Regions from separate parts of the Homo sapiens genome. Here region 2 is linked to region 1. The links are chromatin loops, found by intact Hi-C in ENCODE. Cell type or tissue: MCF 10A. All regions are shown on one strand. Each heading gives the region's core, and the rest is flanking DNA. Links, peaks and the distances in the headings are about the cores only.

The links. Hi-C counts contacts between places; a loop is a spot of excess contacts. Peaks named below come from ENCODE experiments on the same cell type or tissue, not always from the same donor. Only the 100,000 strongest peaks of a DNase experiment are listed, where the experiment ranks them.
Region 2: a loop joins it to region 1, with 6 times the contacts of the local background. A loop is called at or near these places in 2 of 110 quality-filtered maps.

Annotation. Positions count from the first base shown.
Region 1 is chr15:91,299,187-91,308,100 of GRCh38, forward strand. It overlaps SV2B (synaptic vesicle glycoprotein 2B), which reads left to right. Exons shown (of 13, transcript NM_001323032.3): 13 at 1-3,379. Among named protein-coding and RNA genes, the nearest start is that of CRAT37, 160 kb to the right of the region's middle. In MCF 10A, for the core only: a CTCF peak has its summit at 3,831 (motif pointing right); a DNase peak (open chromatin) is centred at 3,855.
Region 2 is chr15:91,977,738-91,986,651 of GRCh38, forward strand. The region is part of intron 2 of SLCO3A1 (solute carrier organic anion transporter family member 3A1); the gene reads left to right. Among named protein-coding and RNA genes, the nearest start is that of SLCO3A1, 130 kb to the left of the region's middle. In MCF 10A, for the core only: a CTCF peak has its summit at 4,883; no DNase peak of the experiment used is centred there.

The DNA.
Region 1 (8,914 bases), core at 467-8,466:
TCCAGAAAAATTAGATATTGGACTCTATCACAAAGGAATTGCATAAAAATACTTACAAACATAACTATAAGCAATTGATGAGCAAATTACAAATGACTGTTTTTTATTAAAACATTCCTCCAAAAGAACGGCAAAGCAAATCCCATAGACACCCAAAATACTAAAAGTGACAAAACAATACTTCTTTAAAAATGTATTTTATGATCTATTTATTGATATTCTAATGGTTTTAAGAAGGATAATTTTCCAAAACCTAAATGCTACACATTTTACAGTGGCAATATCAACCTTATCATGAGCTAAAGATTTGCAATCAGAACATTGGTAGAGTGCATTGCTGAGTTATAACAAGTGTCTCAGGACGAGGATATTTGGTAGGTATCCTTAAATATATAGATGCTTACCAGTAGGTTTAATAGAAGATTTCTGAAAGGTAGCGCAAGTTTTTATTTCATTATTTTTATTTTTATTTTTTTGAGACAGAGTCTCACTCTGTCATCTAGGCTGGAGTGCAGTGGTGCAATCTTGGCTTGCTGCAATCTCCACCTCCCAGGTTCAAGCGATTCTCCCACCTCAGCCTCCCGAGTAGCTGGGATTACAGGCATGCGCCACCATGCCTGGCTAATTTTTGTATTTTTAGTAGAGACGGGGTTTCGCCATGTTGGCCAGGCTCGTCTCGAACTCCTGGCCTCAAGTGATCTGCCCGCCTCAGCCTCCCAAAGTGCTGGGATTACAAATGTGAGCTACTATGCCTGGTCCCAACTTCTTAAAATTAAATTTTGGGGAAGTTCATGGAGATATTTTTGACATGTAAAAGTAGAAAACAAACCATCCATAGTGTGTGCATATATACACACAAGGTTTGGTTTAATATACTTGCTGTGCACTAGTCAGTTTTGATTCAGGTTACATAAGGGATAAAATATAGAAAGACATTTTAAAGTTTGAAATATGTGCTAAGTAGTTAGAGATTTGGCAGTTTTGCCACATTTCAAATGGGCCAAACATTAAAATAACTTATCCATGAATTTCAGGTTTCAAGGAAGGAGGAATATCTGACTATTTTTTTTTGTGTGTGAGATTTGGTCTCAGCTTTTTGGTCCATCTGAATCCTGGAAGTCCCCAACTCTACCAGACCAAAAGGGTGTCTCTATTTTTTGTTGTTACTTCTCTGTTCTTGATGTAATGAGTTAAGTAGATGAAAGAGATTAAGGTGCAGGGAAGGGCTCTTAAAAGTTTAATGTTTCAGCTTTCCATAGTCATTCATACTTGTGAATCTTCTTCCTCTTCTACTTCAAAGTAGCCAAAACTTGGAAAGTTCAAATTAATCTTTGGGCTCCAAAGAGCAATTCTGAAGGATTAACAGGTTTCATTCTCTCCAGTGGGAGGTGGCCTAGACAGGTGCCGGTTTTGGGGAGAGGTGAGAGTACCCAGATGTGGGTGACTATTTCCTGTTCTTCCCTGAAAGTCAGGCCAGTGGTCTCGAATCATTCCCACAGCAACTGCTACAAAAGTGACTATCTTAATCCTTTGGCTAGATGGGATACCTCTTCTACCTTTTCAGAGGTGAGCTGTTGAGTAGTAATGTCCGCTACAACACCACGCTCCCGGAATGGTGGTTCCTAAGAGCAAAGTCAGTTAATACAATTTCTCCAGGTATCCAGCTATCTCCAGGTGTGCGGTCCTGTGAAGCACTCTAAGAACTGTAAAAAATATTTCATAGGTATAGAAGGCATTTGTAATACTGTTGGTTCAAATGTGCTGACATGTAGCCAGTGGAGGAAGATGTTTCTTTGGAAGCCTGCCATCTTTCTGTAACGCACCTTCAACCTGAGATAATTAAGAGTCATTACGTTTCCCAGTCCCATGTCACATTGACCAGTCCTGTGGTCCTATGGCTAAGCGGAGGACACGGCCACAAGCTGTGAGTCATGAAAAGGAGGGTGCAGGTGATAGGCAAAGGGACCCATTAGCCAGTTTACAATGACTGGCAACTGACCAGATAGAGCTTACCGTATGTCCATGTAGAGTTGCTCATATTAGTCTGTAAATAATTCTATGCATAGTGAATGCAGCTTCTGAATTATTAAACTGATGCTATAAATGTGAACTGACAAAACCCACTTTTGGTCTCTCTTCATATTTTTCGTGGTTTCATTTATCTCTCCCTTCAGATGTTTTTCCATCTGACTGTCACTGGATAGTGGAATTGCTCTGATTACCGATGCCTTTTTTGTTCTTTGGTATATTAAAATAGTAGTAACAGTTGATCTGGTGATTGGTGAATACAGTTTAATCTTTAATACCTTGTGATCCAGATATTTAACAAACACACATGAAATTTACTGAATGACAAGAACTGTGATAAAGACTTTTAAAGCCTATCCCCTTTAACCTTCATAATAACCTAATGAGTAAGTGTTATTTTCTTCCCTTTAGAAGTGGGGAAACTGGAACACAGGAAAGTCACTTGTCAAAGGCCAAATAGCTACAGACTGAGTATTCCTTATCCCAAATGTTTGGGACCAGAAGTGTTCTGGATTTCCGGTTTTAAAAGATTTTGGGATATTGGCATTATACCTACCAGCTGAGCATCCCAAGTCTGCACATTTGATATCTAAAATACTCCAGTGAGCTTTTCCTTGGAGTACACGTTGGCGCTCAAAAAGTTTTCAATTTGGGAGCATTTCGGATTTTTGACTTTTGGATTTGGATTTGGAATGCTCAACCTGTTTTCAGAGTCAGAGCCAAGTTCTGAATGCTCATCACCTGGCATATAGTATGGTATAATCACCCCACCAAACCTCTTCCAAAAGAAGCCAGGGTCATCTGCTGCAGATGTTTCTGGGCCACTAGGCCAATATTAACCAAATTATTATAGACACCATCTTAATGTAGAGGATCCCACAAGACTGTGACCTAATAAAACCCTCATTTTCCCTATGCATTGTGACTAACACAGTATTTGATACGTAGTAGGTCTCAATAGATGATGAATAGACCGATGAATGAGCACATGAGTTGAATGGTGAGGAGCAAGTGAAGTGTCATATGTAAAAGAGTTAATTCTCAGATTGATTCAAATGCGGACTTAACACTGCAGCTGTAACTCTGGGTCCGGGTCTTGGTGGCTCCTGCTTTGCTGAGCTTTAAAACTTTAGTAACCTGATGATGGAGAGATCTGGGGGGTGCAGAGGAGGGACCTGGTTCTGGAGTGGTGATGCTGGTTGTCAGAGGGCTGAGGGTGGTGGCCTTTTGCTAACTGGTATGGAAGCATTTCGGTATTTTAACAAGTATGAAAGTAGCTATGTGAATTTGCCAAATAGAAATCTTGGAGGCCAGGTGCAGTGGTTCACACCTGTAATCCCAGCATTTTGGGAAGCCAAGGCAGGTGGATCACTTGAGGTCAGGAGTTCGAGACCAGTCTGGCCAACATCGTGAAACCCCATCTCTTCTAAAAATACAAAACTTAGCTGGGTGTGGTGGCACATGCCTGTGATCCCAGCTACTTGGGAGGCTAGGGCAGGAGCATCTCTTGAACCTGGGAGGTGGAGGTTGCAGTGAGCTGAGATGGTATGTGAGTCTTGGTTGGACACAAGAAAATGCACTCCAGCCTGGGTGACACAGTGAGACTCTGTCTCAAAAAAAAAAAAAAAAAGAAAGAAACTTTAGAAGCCACAAGAGGTCAGCTCCAGTGCAATATCCTCACCTGATGATGTTTTCCAAGCTCCTACCAAGGCTGCTGAGACACATCAGTAATTGAAAAACTTTGTGGAGTTCGGTTTCGTTTCAACCAGGTATACTTTTTTGCTTTATTCCCATATCAACACTAGAGGGCAGTAGCTACCTTGACGATGTAAACCAGGCTTCTCCAAGGTTGGTGAGCCCTCTCTCCCGCCTTTGCCAAGGGGAATGAACGGCTTTTGCGAAGCATGAGTATTGCCCCTCTGTTGTTTACGATGGGTCTGAATGTGGAGATGATTCCAGAAGGCATTTGCTGGAGGGCCTGGGATATCCTTTAACCGTTGATAATATGCTCTTATCTGAAAGATGGAAACTTTCCCATCAACTTTAGAGGAATTGTGGATTCAGCAATCATTTATTAAACATGGGGATGGGGACACCCTTCACCATCTTAGCAGACGACTGGCTTTTAACCCATGCTTATTTAATTAGGACTTCACCATTTACTGTTGCTAGTTAATTTTATATAGGCAAAAACCTCTTGGTGTCCCCTGGGAATCTGTAAGGACAATGTGCTAGGAATGAGAATTCAGAAGGGAGTGTTGGTTTGTGTATTCACAAGGTGTCTACTCAAAGATTGAACTCTTCCATACGTGGGGTGAAAGTTCCTGGCATTAACTATATTAAATAGTCACTGTCCTAGCTGAGCTCAGGGGAGCAGATGTTTTCAGCACAGGATACATGCAAAGGCAGTAAAATGTACTAGGAGAAGTTCGGTTTGGAAGCCCTGAAGTTCTTGACTCCATCCTTCACTTCTGAGATCTAGGGAAAGGCTGTGAGAGCCTGTGCTGGTTGCTTAACCTCATTTTCCTTATCTTTAAAACAGAAGCGGCAGACACAATGGCTGTAGGGTCTCTCCAAGTTTTGATTTCTACAGTAAGAACAATATCACTTGGGAATGCATATAAAGCAAGACACAGAAATAGAGTTTCCTGTATGTGAGTCTTGGTTGGTCACAAGAAAGGGAGTGCGTGCCCTGTGAGCTCTGTTTCGTTTGGAGATACTTGACAGGGTGCACCGTGCTTTGATTACTCCTCGCCAGTGCTTTCCACAGAGGGAGCGAGAGGCAGGTGATCTGCCAGTGTAATATGAAAGGCAATCTAGGCTCAAGGCTAGCTTAAAGGGAAAAGGAAAAGGAGGTATCCACAGGGAAAATGGGGTTAGTTTTATATTCAAATCTCACCTGAGATGCCAACAAAGTAATGACAGAAAACTGCATGTAGCTACATCAGTGGAGGCTAAAAGAAGATAATCAGAGATACTAGGAAGCAACCTACTGCAGGAGGAGAGAGAGGGGGGAGGGAGGGAGAGAGAGAAAGGGGAGAGAGACAGAGAAAGAGATGAAGAGAGAGAGGGAAGGAAGGACAGAGAGAAAAAAAGAGGGAGAGAGAGAAAAAGACAGAGAAAGAGATGAAGAGAGAGAGGGAAGGAAGGACAGAGAGAAAAAAAGAGGGAGAGAGAGAGAAAAAGAGAAAGTAGAGAGAGAGGGAGAGAAAGAGGAAGGGAGAAAGAGAGATGGAGAGAGAGAGAAAAAGTGAGAGAAAGAAGGAGAGAGGGAGGGAGAAGAAGGGAGAGGGAGAGAAAAAGAGAGGGAGAGAGAGAAAAGAGAAAGGGAGAAAGAGAGGGAAGGAGAGAGAGAAAAAGAGGGAGGAGGAAGGACGGGGGAGAGGCGGAGAGGAGAGAAGGAGAGAGGGAGAGAGAGAGGGGGGGATAGGGGGAGACGGGGACACTGGGAGAGGGGAGAGGAAAAGAGATAGGGAGATTGACTCATGGTTGGAAGGTCCTGGGTTTAAATCCTGGCTCCACATGGGTAAGCGTGGGCAGGTGAGGGAGCTCCCTGAGCCTCTTTTTTTCTCACCTGTTGTTCATAAACGTGAGTTGCCTCTCCTGTCCTTCTTTTTCCTTGAATCTACAGTTCTAAGGAAAAAAAAGTGTTTCATGTTTCATGCATTCAATAAAACTTTTTCCCCTGGAGCTGAATAAGTAGAAAAGGCACCAGAAAGCGTAGCGAAAGAACGAGGATACTCTAAGTCTGGCTTGAAGGGACTGGACCATTTCCAGAGTGTTCCACAGCCAAACATGAGCACACAGAGAAAGCAGACCAGAAAAGACAGACAAATGACGGACCTGGAAATTATCTTCATGTGAGTCCTGGTGTGTTTCCTGAAATGGACCTTCCTGGCATTTGTTTGCATGACAGAATTCTTTTTCGCTGGAGTGGAAGAGACACCAAATAGCAATGGTGATGATGTGGAAGGATCACCTTCACGTGACCTTGTGGGGGGTAGTTATATCAATGTGGTGAACCAGGGCAGGTAGAAGAACATGGAAAAAACACATGCAAATGTTTGTCACTCCTTGTGAACTTTCAGAAATAACCAGGTGAAACTCCTAATGGAATTAGAAATCCTTTATGAATAGCCAGGGAAAAACACTAGGAAGCACAGGTGATTCCTGTAAGTGAGACCTAGTTTCTAGGAGACCACACGCTACGTAAAGAATGAAGGCAATTGGAATTTCTTCCATGGAATAGAGATGTAGGGAGACTGAGTGAAGTTTAGCAGAAATGATGCCTCTTTCAAAATTTTGTTTTTCAGGTCTCATTGAGTCTGAGTTAATACGTGAGACACCAATAGGCTGGTTTAGAATTACATGTCTTCATGATTTCATCTTTATGTATTTACTTTTTGGGGTTGCCTCATATTAAAGAACTTCAACTTCATCATTTTGTTAAAGAAACTTCAGCAAGCAAAAACATAGACTATCCACTAATCTTGCATAAAAAATCAATATTGCATTTGCATCGACTTCTCAGATCTAATTTACACTGCATATAGAGTATCCCCCAGTGAAGCTTAGCCCAAAGGAAAGAAGGTAAAGAGAAGAGGAAGAGAATGACTTAGATGAGGAGGACAGAAGAACGCAGAAGGGGAGGAGGCCGGGTCACGGATCAAGGCCAGGTCAGAAGGGGACAGCTGGTGGTACACACAGAAGCAAGAGGAAGGTCATCATCCGAAATTCTAGGACTGCAGAAGGAGGGTGTGTTTAGAGATTCTGATTTCTCCAACGGGGGAAGCAGAAAAAGTCCAGAATCTTAAATAATGGGCTTGGGTCAGCCTCATGCATTCCATCAGGTCAGAGGGAGACAGGGTGTGTGCCTGAGGATCCAGGCAGAGTTTCAGGTGGTATAAATCAAGCCCAGTTGATAGTAGTTGGAGAAGATTCTAGAGAAGGAAATAGGAAATTGCATTCCTGGGTCAGAAACGGGCAGTCAGGTCTTTACTACTATACCCTCAAGAAATGACTGTGAATTCCAGGACGGCGTCTTCCTATGCTCTGCCCTACCCATTACTTACTCTCCTGCAGGGTATTAGATACTTCCTGTGCACCACCCCATGTGCTCTTGGCTTTGCCTCTTATTTAAATGGCTGCAGCTGTGGCAGTCAATCTACACAGGCTTTGACAAGCTTCCTGCAGCGTGGGCCTCACGGATTTTTGACACACAGCATGGCACGCCCAAAGACGTGCTCAATACTCACAAATGCTCAGCTGTGAAGTGGAGGGGAGCTTATGTCTCTTGGGGGACCCCTGGACCAATGAGGGGCAGGAGCTGATCAATAAATGCCTTCCTTCCCTTTCTTACTCCGGAGACTTGGCTGTGACTTCTCAGGTGATTCCATGAGATGTAAGTGGCCCCAGAGTGAGGGCCCATTGGAGAATGCAAATGCATCCTGGTATCGGCTTTCTTTGCTTCCTGCTCTCTCTGTCCTCAGCCCTGCTGCCTGGAATCACCCTTTCAAAGAAACTTACTCTCACATAAGCCTCTATCTCAGGCTCTACTCTGGGTAACCCAGGCTAGAAAAACAGACCAAGAGAGTGAGAAGGAGATGGAGATGTCTTCCTTGGAGGGCTTCTTGAATTCAGCAAGTCGGGGCAGGAAACAGGGGCTTCTCAGAACACATGGTGAGACTTCCCCATCCTTTGCTTTGGAGGGTGGTGAGTACCTGGGGCAGGTACTTCTCTGGCTAATGATACTCCTTTTATAGGAGACATTTTTTCTGCTCTTCAGAGATCATTTCACATAAAAGTCAGACTTTGGGATTTAAAGTCCTACTCTCTTTTCTAGACCAATGACTCCCTATTTCTCCATGGCTTCATTTTAAGACCCAGTGTGCACATTTGCCCACTGACTTGGTCTCCTGCCCCTGAATGTGGATCTATTCTTTAATATCCCCCTGAAATCAGTCTCCTGCGAGCTGGCTGCCCCAAGCCAGGTGTGGCCTGACTGATGCAAATACAGGGGAATTCTTGCCTCTGGTAGTTTGAGATTCAGTTCTTGGTCAGTTAATGGGGACCCGGATTATAGAATGTCTTTGCTTTCAGGAAATTCAATGACTGTGTTGGAAGCACTAATTACCTGCCTTAAAAACCAACATTATTAGCCAAGAATAATTATTACTGCAAGGAAAAGGAAAACAATCAGGAAGGAACACATCTTTAAGGCCACTTTAAATTTCAACTCACCTTCTAGCGGAGGGGGAAAGGTGCAAATCCTTATTCTCCTGTCTATTAAAAAGAAAGTCTTCAACTGTAAGCAATCTGCCACTGAATCCCATTTATATTTTTTTACCTTTGGTGTGAATAGCAATTAGATGTAGTGACAAAAACACAACATGTGGAGGTTCATACAACTTTGGTATTTGTTATTTTAAGTTCTTTTTCAGGATATAAACGATTGGAGTTTGAGTGAAGTTATGGTTGGTGGGTGAAGCATGTGAAGTTTGTGTGTGTGTGTGTGTGTGTGTGTGGTGGGGGGTAGCATAGAGAGGCTTCATGGTTACTATGGCTACACCACACAACGCCCCTGGCAACTTGAACAGGGTGTAAGGGCAACAAGCAGGGGGAGTTGGAAAAGCATACAAATGAAATCAGAGGGGTTTACAAAATCCCAAACTGGAAGACTGTATTTCCTTAAATACCTCTACCATCTGGGCACATTCTCTTTTAAGATTCTGTACTCCAGATGCATTTTTGTCAAACAAAGCAGAGTTATCTTTAGTAATATAAAATTAAGGGAGCAATGGCTGAGTGTAACAATTCTAAAGAAACCTTGGGATCGGCCATACAGTGATGCCTGATTTAGCTGGCATTGTTGGGTCTCGGTGCTACA
Region 2 (8,914 bases), core at 463-8,462, 680 kb after region 1:
CCAAAAACTATCAAAAGTTTTTATTTTGGACAATAGCGTCCTAAGATACCTCGACAAAGAAAAATCAGAGAAGGTCTTTTGCAAGCAAACCTTATTAGAAATACTTTTTAATGGTTGAGATTAAAAACATATTTCCTAAATGATCCTCCCAGGAAACTCTGAAGTTCTTGAGGACAAAGACCTTGGCTATCTTGCTAATGTTGTCTCCCTGAACCTTGCATGGGTCCAGGCACTGAGTAGGCACTCAGTAAACACAGAGTATTGACTCAGATCCTGAATATTGAAATAATTGATTATTGAATCAGATAATTTTCCAAACAAAATGAATACCACCCTGTGCTTCTTGTTTGTTTTCTCCCATCACCCATTTCTGGGGAGTTTTTCAGGTTTCGCAGGTAGACCTAGGACTAGGAACATTGCTAAAGGTCATTGACCAAAGACAGAACTTCAGTCAGTTACTGGAGGTCTTTTCCCCCCTGTAAATGATAGGCCATCCTGCGGTACCCTCCCTTCTCACTGCTGTTTAGGAAAATGGATTATTTCTGATTCAGACATTTCCAGTCCTTTAATTCTTTCTTTCTCAGTGAACTAAGCTCTTTTACTCTTCAGTGAAAATGGCACTGTGCACAAGTGTCTGGCATCCACGCAAGGAAAAAGCTTTCTGTGAACATGTGGCCTTTTAGATTGAAGGCAGTGATCTTTAGAGTTCTTAATTACCCAAGCCACCAACTCATCTAAGCCCTGGTCCATACTGCAAAGAGGAGGGAAGGATTTGGATGTCAGTTTAAGCCTTGGCGTCTGTTCTGTATTCAGGGCTCATAGTACAAATGTGTTACTTTTTTCCCCCCTCAGTGGAATGTATTTTTCTTACTTTTCCCTCTCTAAAACATGCATGTGCCTTAGAATTTTCCCATTGGAGTTTATTTATTAACCCAGGTTTACCTTTTTATTATATGTTAATGATTTTACTAAGTAGATAGATTAAACTAAACTTATAAATTATTAATGGATTCATATATGAATACTACTGTTAGGAACAGGAGTCTCACAAAGGTTCAAACTTTCCACGTATCAGTATCATCTAGTTCAAGGGTCAGCGAACTATGGCCCACGGGCCAAATCCTATTGACCATATCTGGCCCTTTACAGAAAAAGTTTGCCAACCTCTGGTCTAGTTCAACACTTAGCATAAGCTACTGCTCATACCTACCCTATTTTGGCCTGTGTTCTGGCACTGATTGATTACTAAAATTGGTTTGCCATTCTCAATTCTCTTCACTTGTACTAACTATCATTTATGACTTCAGACCTGCTAGTTAACTTCTCTGAGATACAGGTACCTCATTTGCAAAAAGGGGACATAATGCAGTTTTCATCATTAAGCATCAAGCGAGTTTACATATACGGGTTTAGTACCCCTTAGCCCCAAAAAGCTTGGGACCAGAAGTGTTTCTAATTTTTTTTTTTAATTTTGGAATATGTGCATGTGCATGATGAGATATTTGGGGGATAGGACCCAAGCCTCAACATGAAGTTCTTTTGTTTCATATACACCTTATGCACATAGCTTGAAGGTAATTTGATACAATAGTCTAACTAATTTTGTGCATGGAACAAAGTGCTGACTGCAGTTTGACTGCAACTCATCACGTGAGGTGAAGTGTGGAATTCTCCACTTGGCAGTACTCAAAAAGTTTCAGATTTTGGAGCATTTTGGATTTCAGACTGGGGATGCTCAACCTGTATAAATAACCTTAGCGTGTTGTCTGGCAGTTAGCAGAACCTTTCTTCTTTCTACCTCTTCCCTAAAGGGTATGACCATTTATCCACGGAAAAAAAAATTGAATGGCACTGCCGTGTAGAAGTAAATTTGCTGTCACTTATCCTGGGTTTAAATCACTGTTCTGCCACTTACTAGCTATGTGACCTTGAGCAAGAGGCTTTATCTCATTAAACCTCCTCTAAAACCAGAGATAATAATAGTATCTATGTCCTAAGTACAACTGTGACTCTTCGGTATACAATGCATGTCAAGTGCTTAGCGTAATGCCTTGCACCCAGTATATACTAATTAAATGGTAGCATCTATTATTGTCATCAGTGTTATTAGTAATTTCTTAGGGTGTACAAACTATTGGTGAGGATCATGGCATTCATCAGCTCTACCCACATTTGCCAACATCAACTCTCCTAGTCAGCCAAAACTTTTGCCACTGAGCTTCACTTAAGCAAGCAAAGAAAACATGTTTTCCTGGGGAAAATGAATCTAGAGCTTCACCATCCGCATTTGGTGCATTAGAAATATTCCAAAAGGAAAAGCAACAGAGAGGCTGGATTTGCACATTTCTTTCAAACTGCTGCCTGATTCCCTTCACTCTTCCTGACTGCATTGTTAACAAGTCCTCTCGGCCTCAGCTGTCCCTGTGTGACTACAGTAGTGCCACTCACATTTCTCAGGGGTTGGTGTGGGGAGAGGCCTCGCTGCCCCGGTGGAGCTGCCCAAGGGACATACATTCATTGGTTTGCTTCTTTATTCATTCGCTTCAAATTTATTTTACTGTGCTGGGTGTAGAGGTAACACAGGATATTAATACCTAGCCTTTTCGTTAAGGGGCTCACCATCTTGGACCCCAGTTTTGAAGATACTGGAGAGGCAAGAGTTTGGGGGCTGGGAAATCTGAGAGTTTAAAAAAAAAAAATCCAAGCAAAGATGGTGAATGGATTCGTAGGGTGATAGAGGGGAGAAGGGGGTACTCAGCTGGCCAGGGATGAAGCTTTAGTTGGTATGAAGTTTCTAAGCTCATTCCTGTTCTGAGTGGGTCCTTTCTAAACATAACTCCTCGACTATAAATCCCTTTTACTCCAGGGATCATTCCATAAGAAGCGTAGCCCTGGCTGGCTTTGCAGTTTTCTCCCTCACACCATGCAGCTATTATTGGGCACGGAGCAGGCTGTATGCACTAGGAAGTGAGTGTGTCTCTTGGTGCCCTGGTGCCCCTTGAACAAACACAGTCCCAGGAACAACTGGACTTCTGTGCAAGCTGAACTTCTGTTTCTACTTCTGTGCAAGCTGAACAAAGGCACCAGCCTACTTTTCCCAGGTCCGGGAAAGACTCCAGTGCACCGTGATGCTGAAGACGGAGGTGCTTCCCTTGGCCTTGGGTCCAGGTGACCATAATTCATGTGCAGAAACTGGCATGACCCTTTATAGAACAGTAGATTCCACTGGGGCGAAATTACTGGCAGCTGTGCTTTTCTTGTCAAACACTGGCTTGGGAGAGCCAAAAATAGATGGTCCTGGGACCAGTCTGGGTTCAGGAAGTGGCATGAGCAAGTTGCCTCCCCCTTAGGGAGAGTGTGCCACATTCCTCAGAGTGACAGGCAGCCTGGGAGGGCAAAGAGCAGGGCAGTGGCCAGGCTGGGGTGGGATGATTCGGATGCCTGGCCTTCCGGCTGCCATGGTCCTTCTCCCACCAGCCAGACCCTCCTTGCTCTGCCAGCCAGGGGCTCCCATTTCTCCCTGCTCCTTTGTGCCATGGCTCACCTCTGACTATGACACTTCTTGCTCAGAAAGCTCCATGGGACATCATCGCTGGGCAAAGAAAGTGTAAACTCGTCCTGTGAGGCCCCTCGGAATCCGCGCGTATCTCATCTCATCTCTCTTTAGACTCCGCTTCATGCCCTTTATGCTCCAGCCACTCCAGACTCCAGCTTGACATTCCCCCAAAATGCCCACGTTTTCCCACCTCATGGCTTTTTCCTCTAGTTCTTCCCATCCTGCAGAGTGCTTCCTACCTGTGCGCATTCCATAAGTCCTTCAAGGACCAGCTCACATTATGTATGGTGATCGTAACATTTATCATCTAAACAAGGATTTTTTCGGAAAAAATTTCACAAACTACCCCTCCCTTTGGGCCGTGAGGTCATGCAGTCACCCAATCCGAAAACCCTTTACAAAGAGGACTGTATCCCTCCTTGTCTGGCTCTCTCAATTTTTTCTTGTTGGAAAGGTTGTCACAGATCCCCCTGCCACAGAGTGTGGACATCAGGGTAGACACTTAGTTTCTGCTCCAGGTTCTAAGCTCCCTGAGAACAGACACAGTGCCCAGTGAGTCTTGTCCCCTTACCAGTGGCATGTACAACCCGTTGCCCAAAGTTGATGCCCATGGACCCTCAAAGCAGCTGCTTGCTGGTGAGCACGCTTTGATGCTGCATGGCTGCATGCTTACATGCCTTCTTCTGTCCCCAGCACCACTTGTTGAAGTTATGCACATCATTGCAGGAGAGGGGCGTGCCCACAGCTGCAAAGTCCTTGGCGTGCAAGGTGAGGACTCTGCTTCAGCCAGCATGCCAGATTCTGGCCCTCAGGCAGCTGCCCAAAGAGCTCTTGCCAATGCCGTGGCTCTTGCTAATATTTGATGATTGTCAGAGAGGGACCACCTATGGGTCATGCCGGCCACACATTCCTTTAGGCAAGAAACCCAGAGTGTGGCTTCTTATTTTGCATCAAGTTAAGTCACTTAGCAATCAGGGCAGGGCCCTAGTTTTAAGATGGCTTAGCCCACACTGGAGTGTCTAGTTAAGTAACAGGTTCACAGTCCAGCCTTGGCTCTGGGGAGGGCTTGTAGGCGAAAGAGTTGTAGTTTCTTTCGACAAATCTGCATTTGCTATAAGAGCTAATTAAAGATTCCTTTAAGGGTTCATAAGATTGATCTCCAGTTAAGCAGTATTTTCAACTCTTTTTCTTCCTTAGCTGGAGAATCCTTGGTTCAAACAACATCTTGGGTGGACATTCCAAAATGAGAAACAACCAAGTCAAGCTTTTCTGGGCAAAAGCAGTGTTAGGGCTTGAAGTTCTGTGCCCTTGCCACGGGCTCCCTCTATAGAGTTTCTGAGAAAACACCTTGAAAATCACTGCTCTAGAGTTTAATAAGGAAGATGCGTGTCCTGGAATCACAAGTGATTTGAGTTGCTGACAAGTGATTTGAGTGAAGCACAGGCTAAGATGGGTGGGAGGACAGGTGTTGCACACCAGCCCTACAGGAGGTGTTTAATGGATGCTGGTGGGTGGGGAGCTGCACGGGCTTGCCCAAGGCCACTCAGCTCCATTATAAGTCTCCCAAGCCCAGGCCTGTGAATTACACCCAGCAAGGGGATCAGGACCCTCTCCAGGGATGCCTTCCCTGCATCACCTCCACCCCAAACTCCCAGGAACTGAGGGAGTCTGTCCCTTTACGGAATGGCAGCCCCTGCTTGGGCTATGGGAGCAGCAGTAAGAGACTGACCTCATCCAAAGTGGATGATCCTCTCCAGGTATCCCTTGGTCTTATTTCCATTAAGCTGGAGATGGGAGTAGTCAGAAGTAGCAGTCACATTTTAACAAGCTATGTTTTACAAGATACACTTGACCTTTGCTGTAGTGATCAATAACTGAGCATGTACCCTATGCCAGGCATGGCCCTATATGCTGTGCACACACACATTATCTCATTTCATTTTTACAGCGTTCCCACTTTATAAAGGCTGTTCCAATTAAGAATTTTAACAAGAAGGCTTGGTGCATTTCTTGCATCTTTTTGTTAAAGTATGACCCTGAGAATTACCCGAGTGGGAGGCTATTTATTTCTAGAGAAGTTCTCTCTGGCATCCCCAGGAGGAGAGCCAGGTCCATATCCTTTATCCCCATCCCTTGTTTGGCCTGATGGAGGGTGTCTGGCCCTACCTAAACGAGCCTTGGAAGGTTTCACTTCAATTCCAACTTAATCTTTAATTGACTGTCCCGGACAGATTGAGAACTGAAATCCATCAGAACGAAGCATGAGGCTGAATTTCTCCTGAGAGCTCAGCTCACTTTTACAAGTAAATTACTTACATCTTCCTTGAGGCAGTAAAAGCGCATTTGTTTGGTTGTGGTGTGGGGAGGCCACGGGGACTGTAACTCTGTGAAAATCAGTGTTTAAAATGTGTGACAAAAAGCAATAAAATCATGTTGATCGGCATACAAGAGATCAACGTGGAATGTGCCCTGGTAGCAGAAACAGGGTGGAGGAAAGTTGGAATTCACAAACATGTTTATAGATCTCTGGTTTTCTAAGTCCAGTTAGAAGATATTCAACCCATGTCACATTCCTGGACCATAACATTGCTCTGATGTTGATCTAGAAGCTGCCATCTATTGTACAGTTGAATCCGTCTATGGTAACTAGGCTAATCAATCAAGGAGGAAAATCAAGACAGGGAGCTTGTGAGAGTGGATGTGGTTTCTGGTCACAAGGCTTCCAGGTCAGCGCTGTACCTCTGACCCTCCCCAACCAAACAAGGGTTCTGTTTATCCAGACCAGGGGGCCACCAGGTCAGATTTGCAGTCGGTTATTCCCACTGAGGAGAGGGGTTTGTGCTTTCCTGTTTAATTGCTTGTCTGGCCAAGCCATGAGTTGCAGGGTCCACCTCTTTGTTGGCCTTTTCCAGGAGGCGGTAGTGGGAACTCAGTGCGATGACATAAATCCTCTTTCCAGACTATTACTCAAGGTTTGAAGGGAGATAAAGTTAAATTTAACCTCCCACTTCAGCTATTTTCACAAGAAAAATAAAAATTTAAAGCAGATTTCCTGGTGATTCCATCATCTTTCTTATCGGAGATTTACAAATAATTCTAAAAGTTGAGAATTTCTGCAAAGTCTGGATACCCTTGAACCTTTTTCCTGAGAGATAAGATGATGTATTTATGCACATACATTCAGATAAGAGGTTCCAAATGTTTCTGCTTAAACCTCATCGGTAAAGGTTGTGATAAGTACCAACAATACTTTATCAATTTTATACTTGTATTCTTTGATAACATAGAAGGCATATTATAAAATAATCAAACGTACATAAAAAGAGGAGATAAAGGTGAAATAAACAGTATTGTAAAATGTCTTACTAGCCCTGATGGCTTTATACTGTCATCGGCTGATATCTCAAGACATAGAGATATTTAGAGTCACTTAGAGTGACATTTATTATTAATGATTTTGAGTATAAATCCATATTTCCAGTTATTTTATCCATCATTTCACATTTGTTTGCTGAATTGTCATTGCTTTTCAACTTTATGGTAGGGCTGACAAAAGCTTTTACTAGGGGAATGAGAGGCCCTGCCATTTTTTGGTGTTGTGTTTGTATTATTATCTTCAACTCACACTTTTTTTTGCAGTAATCTTTTTTTAAGTGAAATTTTTTCTTAAGTAGATCATACATAGAGAGAAGCACATAAGTGCTTCATCTCAGATCATAAGTGAACAACATGAATTTTCACAAAATTTACACACTCATATGACCACCACCCAGATCAAGGGATAGAACATTCCCAAAGCCCCCATCGTGGCTCTCCAAGTCACTCCCACCCTCTTCTTTCCCAAAGTAACGCCCAAAGTAACCTCTCTTTTGATATCTGTTACCTTTTATTACTTTTGCCTGTGTTTGAGCTTTATGTGAATGAAATGATGGCATCTATTCTCTGGTGTCTGGCTGCTTTTGCAGTACATTCTCTTTGTTGGATTGATCCATGTTGTCACATGTAGTTGTAGTTTATTCTGTTTAAGTGCAGCACTCCATTCTGTGACAGCCCCGTTTCATTATTCCTTCTACTATTGAGGGCATTTGTGTAGTGTCCAGTTTGTGGCTATCATGAATAGTGTCTCTGTGAGCATTACTGTCCCTGGGTTTTGGTGAACATATGCCCACATTTATGTGGGATGCGCACCTAGGAGTGGAATTGCTGAGTCATGAGGTATGTTCATTGTTAGTAATACTGCCCAAAAGTGTCAGTGTACGTTTCCTAATGAGCACGGGTTGAGGAGCAGTTCCACGCTCACCAACACTTGGTATTAGTGTCGTCTTTTTAGCTTTAGCTGTTCTGGTGGATACTGTCAGCATGGTCCTTACGTCAGACAATGGGGTCCCTCAGGCCCTGTGTCACAGAGGGCCCTGCACTAGTGCTCCTCAGGAGTGTGCCAGTTCTGGAGGGTGGTTGCTTGCAAAGGGCCACAGGACCACTTCCAGGGCCTGCTTGTCCTGCAGAAGGTGGCCTGAAGGGGTGGCCAAGAGATGCTTCTCATCAGAGACAGGACGGAAGGAGGAATGAGTGCACGGAGCTGGTTCCTGTGGGCTTCCTAGTCTACGTGTAGGTGGGGGAGGCCTTCGAGGAGCAGGATGGAGCCCTGGGTTGGGGGAAGAGGGTGCCATGACCAGGGTATGGCTCTCCCCCTTGTAACAGGCTTCCAGTGCCAAGGAGGCTGGGAATTCCACATTTGGATCTGGTCCTCTGAGTTTACATTCCCTTGAGGAGCGTGACAAGGTGAAACCAGTGGAGGTGGGCTCTGGGAGCACCTGGTGGGCAGAGGCTGAGTGGCATGGCTTTTTGAGAGATGAGGGAGTACCTGCTAGCCACCATGCTCGGCCTATATTTGCCCTTTCCTCGGCTACTGTCCAGGTAGGGGTGTGATGGTGGGCAAGCAGCTGAGCCTGGGTCAGGGGGTAAAGAGCCTCCCTGGCTTCCTGGGGAAGAGGACAAAAGGTGGGTGTTCACCCCATGGGATTCCGGGGAGATAAGATTAGGGAGATGGGGAAGTGGCTGTGGGTGCCTATTGGCAGCAGGATCCTTTCCTTCCATCCTTGCCTGCCTCCTAGAGCTCACTGTCCCAAAGAAAGGTAGTATGAGTGACAGGTGTCATTTTAATTCTCTAGTAGCCATTTTTTTTTAAAGTATGCAGAAAGAAGTAAAATTCATTTTATGTTGACCTAATAGAGCCAAAATATAATTTCAGTAAGTGATCAATGTGAACATTACTAGTGAGACGTTTACATTCTTTTAAAAAAAAAAAAAAACTAGGTTTCAAAATCAGATGTGGGTTGACACTTCCAGCGCACCTCA